Regions from separate parts of the Homo sapiens genome. Here regions 1 and 3 are each linked to region 2. The links are chromatin contacts, found by Hi-C or POLR2A ChIA-PET in ENCODE. All regions are on one chromosome and are shown on one strand. The core of a region is the stretch at or near the end of the contact, and the rest is flanking DNA. Distances in the headings are between cores, read along the strand shown.

The links. A loop is a pair of places that touch in the nucleus more often than their neighbours do. ChIA-PET counts read pairs that join two places held with the same protein, here RNA polymerase II (POLR2A). Pooled maps may share reads with other maps.
Region 1: a map with no recorded cell type shows a loop between it and region 2 (5-fold over the local background). The contact joins the enhancer-like site here to the promoter of GLUL in region 2. A Hi-C loop is called at or near these places in 1 of 168 maps with a recorded cell type or tissue (naive thymus-derived CD4-positive, alpha-beta T cell), 19 of 37 single-sample maps with no recorded cell type and 11 of 50 pooled maps. POLR2A ChIA-PET finds 5 or more read pairs at or near these places in 7 of 52 experiments (BJ, GM10248, H1 and 4 more).
Region 3: a loop to region 2 is called in a map of K562, with 4 times the contacts of the local background. The contact joins the enhancer-like site here to the promoter of GLUL in region 2. A Hi-C loop is called at or near these places in 20 of 168 maps with a recorded cell type or tissue (B cell, GM12878, HAP-1 and 14 more), 5 of 37 single-sample maps with no recorded cell type and 16 of 50 pooled maps. POLR2A ChIA-PET finds 5 or more read pairs at or near these places in 8 of 52 experiments (AG04450, GM12878, H1 and 4 more).

The regions. Positions count from the first base shown.
Region 1 is chr1:182,425,227-182,427,926 of GRCh38, reverse strand. No RefSeq gene overlaps it. Among named protein-coding and RNA genes, the nearest start is that of LINC00272, 19 kb to the right of the region's middle. Within about 2 kb of position 1,391, at least 2 of the 41 ENCODE cell types and tissues checked have a DNase peak (open chromatin) inside an H3K27ac peak, as active enhancers do.
Region 2 is chr1:182,390,540-182,393,239 of GRCh38, reverse strand. It overlaps GLUL (glutamate-ammonia ligase), which reads left to right and starts at 1,450. Exons shown (of 7, transcript NM_001033044.4): 1 at 1,450-1,561. RefSeq lists a silencer at 1,035-1,714.
Region 3 is chr1:182,336,886-182,339,585 of GRCh38, reverse strand. No RefSeq gene overlaps it. Among named protein-coding and RNA genes, the nearest start is that of LINC01344, 24 kb to the right of the region's middle. RefSeq lists cis regulatory regions at 263-555, 1,087-1,634 and an enhancer at 1,641-2,276. Within about 2 kb of position 1,250, at least 6 of the 41 ENCODE cell types and tissues checked have a DNase peak (open chromatin) inside an H3K27ac peak, as active enhancers do; they include gastrocnemius medialis, where a contact is called at or near this core.

The sequences.
Region 1 (2,700 bases), core at 142-2,641, 35 kb before region 2:
CAGCCAAGCCATTGTAAGCATGTAGTGGGGAGCGGGTGTTCTACAATATGGAAAGAGCTGCTCCTGGAGGCTAAGGTTCCTCCCACAGGAGGGTCCTTAGTGTGACTCTCTCTCCTCCTCTCCATTCTCATCAGGAACCTTTAATACTCAGGAAAAATCAGAGAACATTGCTGGACTGGAATGGAGTCCTGGGCCACCTGAAAAGGATTTCCATTTCTCCTGTCCTTGGAAGGAGAGACATAAGAGAGCCAAGTACAGAAAATCCAAACTACTTAAGTCAAGGTTAGAGCACGACAAATCACCCATTAAACCCTTTTCAGTGTAAGGTTTAGCCTGCTAAACCCTTTTCAGATTATAAGTAAGAGTACCTGCCCACTCTCATTAGCATTATTTCCACCATGGACTCACACCCATAAAAGACAGCCCAGTTTCTCAGGTGAGGGAAACAGATGAGGGTCTGCTACTTTAAGGCCTCTGAGAACATGAAGTCCCTCCTAGGTGGTCTTACCAGTCCCCCTGCATCAACAAGATTTGGTACTGTGGTGCTTTAGCCAAGTATTAATAGTTACCCAGCCCAAGATGTTCCAGAACAGCCTTGTGCCACACCACATTGAAAATCAGGCCTGGGCCCTGAATATGCCACTGCGAGAGGAAACTTGCTTGAGTTTCCCATCAAGAGAAGTGAGAACTTTCATATTACCCAGAGCAACAATTTGCAGTTATTGGGGTCATTCTGAAAGTTGACTCAGGTGCATCAAAATAACTCTCATCATTTGAATGGTCATAAGAATCAACAGCTTGGCTATGAGAACATCAGGCAAGAGAGTACATAGTTATTTTTCCTGATTTTCTGCCTATGCAGATGTAAAAATTATACATAAACATTTTCACACTCTCTGAGCGGAAGTAATGTTACTCACTTTTTTTTTTTTTGAGGTGGAGTCTCACTCTGTCACCAAGGCTGGAATGCAGTGGCACAATCTTGGCTCACTGTAACCTCTGCCTCTCGAGTTCAAGTGATTCTCATGCCTCAGCCTCCTGAGTAACTGGGATTACAGGTGTGTGCCACCATGCCTGGCTAATTTTTTGTATTTTTGGTGGAGATGGGGTTTCACCATGTTGGCCAAGCTCAGCCACCCAAAGTGCTGAGATTACAGGCGTGAGCCATGGTGTCTGGCCATGTCACTCATTTCTGAAGTGAAAAAACTGGCTTTAGCCCCCAAGACTGTCAGGAAATGGACCCTTCATCATCCACCTCGATTTCCCCTTTTCTCTAAGAATCCCACGGCTAATACAGTCTCAAAATCTGTTGAATAGCCAACCATTCTCAGAAAAGGGAGAGGCATGAATAGTGTTCTTGACGTTGCTATGGTAACAAGTCCCCACCCTTCTTACCCTCCACCTCTCACCCTCATCTACCATGGGGAACTGACTTCATAGCTCCCTAGTGCTGTAGCCCACTGAAATAAAGGGGCTGCCACAGCTTGGTTCCTGCTCAAGCCAGCAGGGGCTTTTTTAGGAGGACAGCTCTCTGAGCGACCACATTCACCCTGAGCCACCTCCAACACCAGTGCTCCTTTCATGGGCCTCAGAGCCTTCTGACCCACTGGATCCCATCAGCTCTTGCTGTTTCCTCTGAGGTCTTGCTCAGAATGAGTGATTGCATCTACTGCCAGCCAAACCCACAGTCTTGTGCCCTTCCCAGTCTCTGGGATTTCTTGCAGGGTGGACTGTTGCTTGCTTTTTAATCTCCTAAAACCCAAAAGGTCCATCCTGACCCTTCTTCAATAGTTTGAGTACTGTACCACCAGAAGGGGCTTGCATTTTAGGGAAAAAACAAAAAACAAAGCAAAACAAAAAAACTGTCTTCTCTCCTGGGTGACTAGAAGGATCCAGACTTCAGGAACACAAAGGCTTATTTGCCACCCTTTTGGTAGACCCAGGACAAGAACTTTCATCCCTTCTTTCTTTTTCTTTTTCAGTTTTCCAGTTTTTCTAAATTAATTTTTTAGCCAGGCACAGTAGCTCATGCCTGTAATCCCAGCACTTTGGGGTGGTCAAGGCAGGCGGATCACCTGAGGTCAGGAGTTCAAGACCAGCCTGGCCAACATGGTAAAAACCTATCTCTACTAAAAATACAAAAATTAGCCAGGCGTGGTGGCAGGCACCTGTAACCCCAGCTACGCGGGAGGCTGAGGCAGGAGAATCGCTTGAACCTGGGAGGCGGAAGTTGCAGTGAGGCAAGATAGTGGCACTGCACTCCAGCCTAGGTGACTGAGGGAGACTCTGTCTCAAAAAGGAAAAAAATAATAATTTTTAAAAAGTATCATACATAGGCCAGGTGTGATTGCTCACACCTTTACTCCCAGCACTTTGGGAAGCCAAGATAGGAGGATGGCTTCAGCCCAGGAGTTCAAGACTAGCCTGGGCAACATGACAAGACCCCATCTCTACAAAAAATAAAAAATTAGCTGGGTGTGGTGGTGCATGCCTGTAGTCCCACCAACTTAGGTGGGAGCATCACTTGAGTCTGGGAAGTCACAGCTGCAGTGAGCTGTGATTGTTCCACTGCACTCTAGCCTGGCTGATAGCACAAGACCCTGTCTCAAAAAAAATTTCATATATAATATACTGTGCCACTTATACTTTGATGGCATAATAGCCATTTCTGCTCAATATTTATTTATTTTTGAAATATCT
Region 2 (2,700 bases), core at 201-2,700:
CCAAAAAACCCTGTTTGAGATGAATGCTGCATCTGTCATGTAAAAGCACTACAGTGTTATACACTCTTAAAGGAAAGGGATGTTGACCAAAGAAGCCAAGTTATGTGTGTGTGGTTGCAGGCAACATTTCTTTTCCACATTTGCGGTACAAAACATAACCAGAACAAACTTCTTCCCTTCCTCTTCCAAAGGCACTGGAAGCATAAATTCTTGCTCTTTAAACTGAAAGAAGCAATAAAATCTGGACACCATCAGGTAGATTTCAGGCACTAAAAATAGAATGATCGAGTAATAGTACGGATAGCAGTATCTACCTACCTACCTACCTACCTACCTATGTTGTGTCTCTAGGTACATTTCAATATTGTGTTCACATACACATTTTCCCAACCATCACGGCAAGCTGAGAGGAGAGGTATGTATTCCCATTTTCCAGATTAACAAGAAGCCGCACTTGATAAAGCAAAATCAGGGAGAATTCGTTAAAGGAATTTCTTGACAATCCCTGGACTTCAAAGGGGGCAAGTGAACACCTCGATTTCCTTTCAGCTGCTCCGGGGGCAGTTTGCACACAGAATTTCAAATCTAGTGGGCGGCTCCACAGGTCATTTTCGATGACCACTTTATTTTGCAGATGAGGAAACTTGGGCCCTGAAAGACCTGCCTAGGGTCTGGCCAGCAGTATGAGACAGGTCTCCAGACTTAGTTTCTACCGCCCTCCAGAATCCTCTCTGTAAAATTAGAGAAACAGCACGTTGATTTCAAATGTGAAATGGCAGAGTTCTGTTTATTTCCCCAGACCCAAGAGAGCCGGAGCGGGCGGCTCTTCCAGGCCTTGGGAACCCCGGCCTGTCCCCAGGCCCGCGCGGCACCCGCCCTAGCCCAGGCCCGCCCAAAGTTCCCTCGGGTCCCGCGCCCCGCGCTCCCTCTCAAGCTAACCCCTGCCCGCAGGAAGCGGGGCTCGGAGGCTCCCTCGCAACAAAAGGCTAAATTCGGTTTCCCTGGTTCCGCATTTCCCCAGGGAGCTCTCCTCGTAAAACTATTCCCCGTGAAGGCGGCAGGGCAGAGGTCCAGGGCGGGCTTTGCTGGGAGCCTCGGGACCCCGGGTTGGGGGCCGTGGGGCGGCACCTGGCGAGCTGGCGGGTGGGCGGCGAGCCGAGGCTTCCCGGCCTGGCGGCAACTCGCCCCTCTGCCCTCAGCCCTCCCGGCTCCGCTCCCTTCCCCCACGCCGCCCTGCCCCTCCCCCACGCCCCTTTCTCTTTCTTTCTTTCTTTCCCAGTTCGCTTGCCCCCACCCCAGCGGCGCCCGCCGGGCTCCTCGCCCAATGGCCGCGGGGCCCGGGACCGCATCAGCTGATCGGCCCGGGCTCCTGGCCGCTGGGAGCCAATCAGGGCACCGGGGGCGGCCCCGGGCCGCGGATAAAGGGTGCGGGGCTGCTGGCGGCTCTGCAGAGTCGAGAGTGGGAGAAGAGCGGAGCGTGTGAGCAGTACTGCGGCCTCCTCTCCTCTCCTAACCTCGCTCTCGCGGCCTAGCTTTACCCGCCCGCCTGCTCGGCGACCAGGTAAGCCCCCGGACGGCCCGGTGTCACGCAAGCGAGGCGCGCCGCCCCTGCTACCCCGCGAGGCGCGCCGCCCAGCCTCTTTTTTCGGCTGCCTGCCCCTCCAGTCCCAGCCCTACGCTGCGGCCTCTCCGGCCCATGCCTGAGATCCGGCATGAGTGCTCCTCCCGCGTGCTTCCGCCGCTGGTGGCTTGGACCCGTCGGGGCTGGCGCTGGTGGGGCGCGCCCTTGGCCAGGCTCTGGGAAGGGCGGGGTGAGTTGTTTTGATCTTCTTTTCACTACTTGCGGCCGAAGCGCCGCCCCTGGAGGCCGTTGGGCCGGCCTGCGCCCTGGGGCTCGCAGTGGTTTGTTTGCGCTGTGGATGGAGTGGCGGTGCGGTCCCCTGTGGAGCGCAAACAAGGCGCTTGGTTGGCGCGGGCGCCTGGCTGCCTTCCTCGTGGTGGGGCCTTCGGAGCAATCGTCCTGGTTCTGGCGATGGTTGAGACGCCTCGATTGCGGCGTGTAACGGTGAGCGTTGTTTGGGCGGCCGGCTCCCGCCTCGGGGTCCCGGGGGCCTTCCAATGTGACCGAACAATGGAGAGCCCGGGCCTCGGCGCAGTCAGTGGAGAAGCCGGTCCGGGCGGAGGCAGCAGCAGCGCGCAGTCCCTACGGCCTGCGCCCCCACCCTCCCCCGGACCCCCCAACCCCTCGGCGGCAGGGTATGGCCACCTCCGTGAGGCCCTGAGATTCGGACGGGGGCCCGAGGGGCAGGGCGCCCACTTTAGGGACATTTCAGTGGGAAGGGGCTGCTCTCAAAGTGGATAATTATAACTCCCTCGGGGGCGGGAAGCGGGGATCCTCCCCCAGCCGCAAGTCCACGAAGAAAGCAACGAATGAAAATTATGAAGACAACGAGAAGTCAGACTCCTCCGGGTCGCGCTCCAGCTGCTTCGGCTTCGTCGCCTACTCTGTGAACTCCGGGGAGAGATCTCGAGTCAAGATTAAGACCTTAACCCACCAACCTGCCTGTTCGGACACCCCCCGGGCCGGCCGCTGTCTGTCCCCTTCTCCATCGCCCTCTCCCAGAAAGCTCCGGTGCTTGGACCAGCTAGAGTCTGAGAAAGAGGAGAGGCGCGAACGCCACTCCAAAAAGAGAAGGGTTA
Region 3 (2,700 bases), core at 1-2,500, 53 kb after region 2:
ACACAGTAGGAAACCCATGGGTTGGGGATACTGTCTATAGAGAGGACAGACAGGCTGATTTTGGTGTCTTGCTGTCTCTCATTTCCCTCCCCTGTAGGTATGCGATTGTCTCTCCTCTCCCTTCCAGGACAGGGGCAGCATCCTCCTGACTATGGTACTAGGGGCCAGAAGGCCCCAAATTCTAGCACAGGTTCTGCCACTAACCTGGCATTAGGGGTTAGGCAGCTCACTCTTTCTCTCTGTGCCTCAGGGACTCGACTGACTATCATCTGCTTTTGAATTGTTAGGCAGCTCACTCTTTCTCTCTGTGCCTCGGGGACTCGACTGACTATCACCTGCTTTTGAATTGTTACTCGTTCCATTCATTAATGGAACCAGCTCTTCCTAGTGGTGGGGTATGGTGCTGAACAAGATGGCAGTAATCCCTGCCCTTACGGAGCCTCCCCATTCCACAGTGGGGAGATAGTCAACGAGGAAACGGTTAAATAAGATAGCCACCAACTATGATGCGTGCTCTGAGGGAGATAAGCAGAATGATGAAACAGATTAACTTGGAGGAAGTGATAATTATTTAAGACTCCTTAGGCTAGGCCCAGTGGCTCATGCCTGTAATCCCAGCACTTTGGGATGCCGAGGCGGGCGGATCACCTGAGGTCAGGAGTTCGTCATCAGCCTGGCCAACTTGGTGAAATCCTGTCTCTACTAAAAATACAAAAATTAGTCTGGCGTGGTGGTGGGCATCTGTAAGCCCAGCTACTTGGGAGGTTGAGGCAGGATAATCACTTGAACCTGGGAGGCAGTGAGCCGAGATTGTATCACTGCACTCCAGCCTGGGCAACAGAGTGAGACTCCATCTCAAAAAATAAAAATAATAATAATAATAAAAGCTTCCTTCTGTAAGCTGAGAAAGCACCAGCCCATCAAACAGGGAAGAGCTTTCCAGGCAGAATTATGAGCTAATAGAAGCAAAAATGCTTGAAAAATTATACAGTGCAACACAGTTAGCAAACTTAATCTAAGTAAAAGTGCCTTCATTCTCTGCAGCTTTGTCTCATTCTTTGATTACACCCTAGAATTGGCACAGCTGCCTAGCACCTGGAAAACAGTGTTAGGGACCATGAAATCACACAAGAGGCTAATGCTAAGGCTCTTGCTGGGCACGTGTGGTGGAAAGGTGGGTGGACTAAGTGTTCTGTTCTCTTTGAGGACCTGACGATCTAATCTACACAGAGAAACCCTTTACCTCTCACAGTCCCGCATACCCAACTGCTTCAGTCCTTTGTTAATCCTTCTTTCAACATTCAACTGCCGTTTATGGAGCATCTGCCAAGAGATAGGGATCCTCCCCTGCTCTGAGCAGGAACTCAGGAAGTGATACCCTCCTCCCCATGTCACAGTCCAGGCCGAGGCTACTCCCCCAGCTTGTTCAAATTTAGGTCCACGTTGGCTATGGTCCACTTTGCTTGCTGTTTTGCTCTCCAGCTAGATCTCTTTGGGGAGCCAGAGGGGTCATCTAGGGATCACAATGTTTAGCACGCATGTTCTCTCTCTGGACAAATGTCTGCAGGCGTGTGGGGTGTGGACACACAGTGAATCTCCCTCAGGGAAGCCCAGTAGCAAACTTCACTGACTGACCAACTGAGGAAATCCCGCAAGGTTGGGCCCAGTGCTGATCTCTGGGCACATTTTCTTAGTGACAAGGGCACTGGACAGAGTCCATAATATCAGGTTTCCACTTGCTAAGCATGAAGCCTGATCTGCAGTTTTACATGTCTTAGTTGTGCTGCCCCTTCGGCTCTGACATGCTATAGCTGTGTGACTTTAGGGGGACAGTGGTTTTCTTTCTTTTCTTTTCTTTTCTTTCTTTTTTTTTTTTTTTGAGACTGAGTTTCGCTCTATCGCCCAGGCTGGAGTGCAGTGGAGCTATCTCGGCTCACTGCAACCTCTGCCTCCTGGGCTCAAACAATTCTCGTGTCTCAGCCTCCTGAGTAGCTGGGATTACAGACATCTGCCACCACGCCCAGCTAATTTTCGTATTTCTGTAAAGACGGGGTTTCACCATGTTGGCCAGGCTGGTCTCAAATTTCTGACCTCAGACCATCTGCCCCCCTTGGCCTCCCAAAGTGCTGGGATTACAGGCGTGAGCCACTGTGCCCGGCCAGGACAGTGGCTTTCAAATTTCAGTGGGCATCAGAATTTCTTAAGAGCTTGTGAAAATGCAGATTCTTGAACCTGCTGAATAAATAGCTCATTGGATGGGGTGTGTGGGAATCTGCATCTTCCAGACTAATTTATTCCTACTCTCTGGCCTGTCTCTCATCCTCCAATACCTTCGACCCTTTCTCATCTCAGGGGCTTTGACACTGCTGTTCTTCCCATCTGAATGCCTTTTCTCCCGCTCCTTAAAAGGATGGCTCGTTCTGCTTCTTCAGGTCTCAGCTCAGATGTCACCTCCTCTGAGAAGCTCTCATGGACTTCTCTATTTAAATTGTCCTCCCTCATTCATTTTGCCTACCACCCTAACTTTAACAATCTCATTTCGGTGTTTGTTTATTGTTTATTGTTTAGTTCCTTTGGTTAAGGACCTTGTTTGTCTTGAACACTACTCTAGCCTCAGTCTTCAGCAAATATTTGCAGAATGAATAAATGAAAATGTAAAAGAGGATTTCTCAAGGCCAGGGGCTCTCAAGCTTTAACATG